2 separate regions of the Homo sapiens genome follow, and region 2 is linked to region 1. A link is an interaction called in ENCODE POLR2A ChIA-PET data of the cell type or tissue named here. Cell type or tissue: OCI-LY7. All regions are shown on one strand.

Region 1 (2,500 bases):
ACATGAAATGACTCGACAAATAAATGGATTTAGAACCCAGGTTTCTGACTCCCAGGGTGGTGCTTTTTCCATGGTTGTACAGTGATTAATGTCTACCTTTTCACACCAGTCCTCAACTGAAGACACCAGCTTACACCTTCCTTCCTGTTTCTCCCAAGAACAGAAAGTGACCCCGGATGTCGCTTTCTGTTCCTGGGAAGGCAGTTCCAGTGGTTAGAAGTCCTGTTCACTCCTGGGGTGTGGCCTGGGGATGGTCCTGACATCCCTGGGCTCTTCCTGGACCTGGCCAGCTAAAAGGAAATCTCCTATGATGGTACTCAGATACTTTTGGAACCTTGTCAGCCCTAATCCCATCTCCTAGTGTTTAGTATTCAGCTACCCTTCACTGGGCAGTAATTCTGTGCCAGGCCTGATCTGGGCATTGGTGGTACTAAGAACGCATATTCCCTATCCTATAGGCATAGTCTGGTAGAGACAACATGCAAGTAAAACAATGTTCCTTAAACTGTGGTTCCACACCTCCCTCCCCCAACATTAAAAGTGTAAGGGATGCTTATTCAAATGTAGATTTGTAGGCTCTGCACTCTAGACCCACTATTTCAGAATCTCTGGGGACTGGGCCCAAGAAACTGCATTTTCGCATGCTCCCTAAATGAAGCTTAGGTGCTCTGAGGTTTGACAACTGCAGTAGAGAGCCTAATGCTAACAGTGTAGAGTCACATGTGATGGGAAGCATCAGGTAGGTAGCAGTTTGCAGGAGCACTGATTCTGAGGGACACTAACTGGGCCTAAGAACAGCTACTGGCTGTCATGAGGAATAACTAGGAGCTAGCCATAGAGGGGTAGCAGTGAATCATTTCTCTAGCGATGTAAATCTTGCTCAATTTATTCTGTCTATATAACTCAATATTACTGAAGTTTGCCTAAAGCAGAATACACCTGGATCATACAGCATTTATGAGAGACTGGCTGGGCTGTCAGGCCCTCCTGTTACTTTATCTCTGCATGTGACCCTCTTAGCTCCGCGGATTAACTCCTGTCCTCATTAAGCCTCACACTGTAGCCCCATTTTCAGATCAAACCTGTTTCTCTTCTGGTAAATGATTTCAGTTTGCAAAGTTTGCCCTCTAGAGGTTGCTTAGTGCCTGGCCATGTGGGCTCAGTTCATGTGGTCCTGATGAGCTGGTTTTATCTTTATTACAAAGAAGTTAGGCTGTTAGGAGAGTGGGTTGGAAGGAGAAGAGGTAGACAGCCAAATGAGATGAGTCAGGGAAAACTATACTGTTTCGGAGTCATAGGGCTCCTACCAAGCATCTGGTCAGAAACCTCTCATTTTGGAGATCAAGAAATTGAGGTTCAGAAAGATGACATGAGGTACGCAGGGACGCCACCAGACACAGCCTCCAACTCTAGAAACTAAAATTCTGGATTCTTAGTGCTGCTTTTTCTGTTTTGTTGCACTGGATTGAAGCCTTTTCTAACTGTACTCAGAGGGCCTATTATTTAGGGAGATTCCGTATGAAATCCTTTAGCAATCAAATCATTTAATAGGGCTGATGGTTTAAATATATGTTAATGTGTTTTCCTAAAGCCTGGCAGACCTGGGTTTTGGAGCTTTGTATCACATGTTTTATGTTTGGAATGAAAATGAGACCATGTCTGTGAAGGCACTTTGATATGCGTAATGCACTCTGCCAGTGTTTGTCAAAACATGGTCCCCAGGTCAGCAGCATCAGCATCACCTGTAAGTGATTCTCCAGTCGCATCCCAGGGCCGCTGTATCAGAAACTCTGGGGGTGGGGGTGGGGGTGGGGGTGGGGGTGGGGGTGGGGGTGGGGGTGGGGGCCGGCCCGGCCCGGCCCGGCCCGGCCCGGCCCGGCCCGGCCCGGCCCGGCCCGGCCCGGCCCGGCCCGGCAGTCTGCATTTTAACAAGCTCTCCAGGTGATTCTGATGCATACTTAAGTTTGAGAACCATTGCTTGTTTTGCATTAAACAGGAGATTAGTCTCTGCAGCTTGTGGGAATAAAGCTTTAAATCTCTCCAATTTTAGCTCTGTGAAAAGGCAGTGGGGAGACAGGAATGAACGGACTAGTGCCACAAAGCTCAGGTGGGGTGGGTGAGATCATTTAGAAGAGAAAGACCGGGCATGGTGGCTCACGCCTGTACTGTCAGCACTTTGGGAGGCCAAGGCAGGTTGGATCACAAGGTCAGGAGTTTGAGACCAGCCTGCCTATCATGGTGAAACCCTGTCTGTACTAAAGATAAAAAAAAAAAAATTTGCCAGTCATGGTGATGCATACCTGTAATCCCAGCTACTCGGGAGGCTGAGGCAGGAGAATCTCTTGAACCCGGGAGGCGGGGGTTGCAGTGAGCTGAGATTCCACCATTGCACTCCAACCTAGGTGACAGGGTGAGACTCCGTCTCAAAATAAAAAAAAAAAAAGAAAAGGAAAGGCTGTGTGTGTGTGTATGTGTGTGTGTGTGTGTGTGTGTGTGTAAC
Region 2 (2,500 bases), 180 kb before region 1:
CAACAAAAGACTGTGTGTGGTGGCCCACACCTGTAATTCTAGCACTTTGGCAGGACGAGGCAAGAGGATCACTTGAGCCAAGAGTTCAAGATCAGCTTCGGCAACACAATGAGACCTCGTTGCTACAAAAAAATAAAATTAACCAGGCATGGTGGTGCCTACTTGTCTCAGCTACTGGGAGGGCTGAGGTGGGAGGATCGCTTGAGTCCGGGAGGTGGAGGTTGCAGTGAGCCGAGATCATACTGCTGTACCCTAGCCTGGGCCACAGAGTGAAACCCTATCTCAAAAAAAAAAAAAAAAAAAGTCCACAAAAAAAACTAGCCAGGGCATGGTGACATGTACCTGTAGTCCCAGTGACTCAGGAGGCTGAGGTGGGAGGGTTGCTTGAGGCTAGGAGGTTGAGGCTGCAGTAAGCCATAATTGTACCACTGCCCTTTGGCCTGGGCAACAGAACAAGACACTGTATCAAAAAAAAAAAAAGAAAAAAAAAAGGCTCAGCTATAGCTTCATGTCCACTGTCAAGTCTTTCTTCTCCTTCATACTTTTTCCCTACACCATTTCTAATGCATTATTCCCCATCCGAATTTTGATGCTTGTACCTACCACTGTTTTAGTAATTATCACAGTGTATTAATAACCTGTTTACTTGTCTGTCTCTCCTGCATTCTGTTCTCCACCCACACTTCCCTTCCCATATAAACACTTTCAGCTCATTGAGGACAGGGACTGGATCCCACCCAGTGCTTGGCACTTAGCGGAGACATTCAGTTAAAGAATAAATGAATAAAAATGAATGAATGAATACCTTGTATAAAAACCCATTATTCTGGCTCTTTGTTAATGAGTCTCAGCCTGCTGAGAATCACAATTACATTTCCACGTAGCCTAATCCAGCTTCCTAAAGGATTTCTTAAAAAAAAAAAAAAATACTCAACAGGAGTCCTTTTCCCTCTAGTCACCTGCCATCTCAATAAGGGCTTATAAATGCACTGGAACAGCAACAGGACTCTCATACACAAACCTCAGGACCATAACCTTGCAGAGCCCCCCAGGGATGCCAGTGCCTTGATTCACTGGGAAGTACCCAGCAAAAATCCAATTTTTCAAGGCTACCCTTCTGTAGCCTCCAAGAAGGCACATCCAAGCTTACTAGATAGCAAGAAGCATTTTTAGATCTCTTGTCTGCACTGTTGTTTTTTTGTTTGTTTGTTTGTTTTTTTGAGATAGACTCTCGCTCTGTCACCCAGGCTGGAGTGCAGTGGCATGATCTCGGCTCACTGCAACCTCCGCCTTCCGGGTTCAAGCAATTCTCCTGCCTCAGTCTCCTGAGTAGCTGGGATTACAGGCTTGCACAACCATGCTTGGCTAATTTTTGTATTCTTGGGAGAGACGGGTTTTCACCATGTTGGCCAGGCTGGTCACGAACTCCTGACCTCAAGTGATCTGCCCACCTCAGCCTCCCAAAGTGCTGGGATTATAGGCATGAGCCACCGCACCCGCCATTGTCTGCACTTTTTGAAAAGGGAATTGAGCCTCACTCATCTTATCCCTTTTCTTCTAATTGTTTCAGAAAGTACCTACCAACTTGTTTAAATGCAGCCAGATCAGGGAGACAGAAAGAATAATTCAGCCTTCCTGTTGCTGTAGGAAGAGTCTAATTATCCTGGGAGGATCTGGACCTTTAAAAAGGATGCTCTGTGGCTTAATGAAAGAATTCAAATTCAAATGGGAGCACCAAATGCAAGTCAGCAGGCATCTATGTCTGTGCCAATTATTCAGTTCTAAATAGCTAGACCAGGCAGTGTTTGTTGCAGGTTGGCCGAGATGCCTGAGTGGAAGACTGGCAGTCTGGCTTGATACCAATGCTCCTGAGCTCATTTTGGTCCCCATGTAATGGGAGTTGGCATTCAGCACACTCCAGAACGCAGGGGATGATGCCCCACTGGTGACCCTTCACACTCAAGGCTAGGACTGGCCTCCCATGGAGATTCCTGCCAAACTAGAGAGATAAAAGCCTGGAGCTCTGGAGCAGACAGACCAGTGTGTAGATCTTCAGTGTGATCATAGAGTCTGAAGGAGACTCAGACCTAATTAATCACCTTTAAAGGGGCATCCAAATTTATTAATAATGTATACATGAAGAGTTTTCTGTTTTGATCAAGGCAAGTATGAAATACTTAGAAGCTTATAATCCTTATTATATGACACTCTGGTCTGTTTGTGAAACTTTCATCTGAAGCTCTCAAAATACTTAATGGCTGATGCTTATTAATCATAATGTCATATGCTTGGGCAGAAATTTTCCTTGCGGGCTCCATGTCCTCACAATGCCCTGGCTAGAAAGCTCTAGAACTCTTGGATCCTGCCTTGTAGTCGAGAAACAAGGGTTAGAGGGCTTACTAGAGTGTGAAGATAAGTAGAAATTTCACACTTTTCTGGCTATCTCTTCAGGGTGTCTAAGGGGACGCTGCCATGAGCAAAAATCCCCCCACAGATCAAG

What was found. ChIA-PET counts read pairs that join two places held together with the same protein. Peaks named below come from ENCODE experiments on the same cell type or tissue, not always from the same donor. Only the 100,000 strongest peaks of a DNase experiment are listed, where the experiment ranks them.
Region 2: POLR2A ChIA-PET joins it to region 1 with 5 read pairs; 3 of 35 experiments call an interaction of 5 or more read pairs at or near these places.

What each region holds. Positions count from the first base shown.
Region 1 is chr9:104,862,047-104,864,546 of GRCh38, reverse strand. All of the region lies in intron 5 of ABCA1 (ATP binding cassette subfamily A member 1), which reads left to right. Among named protein-coding and RNA genes, the nearest start is that of ABCA1, 65 kb to the left of the region's middle. In OCI-LY7, CTCF peaks have their summits at 938 and 1,139 (motif pointing left); a DNase peak (open chromatin) is centred at 1,116; H3K27ac peaks cover 1,238 bases.
Region 2 is chr9:105,044,015-105,046,514 of GRCh38, reverse strand. No RefSeq gene overlaps it. Among named protein-coding and RNA genes, the nearest start is that of CT70, 53 kb to the right of the region's middle. In OCI-LY7, no CTCF peak of the experiment used is centred here; no DNase peak of the experiment used is centred here.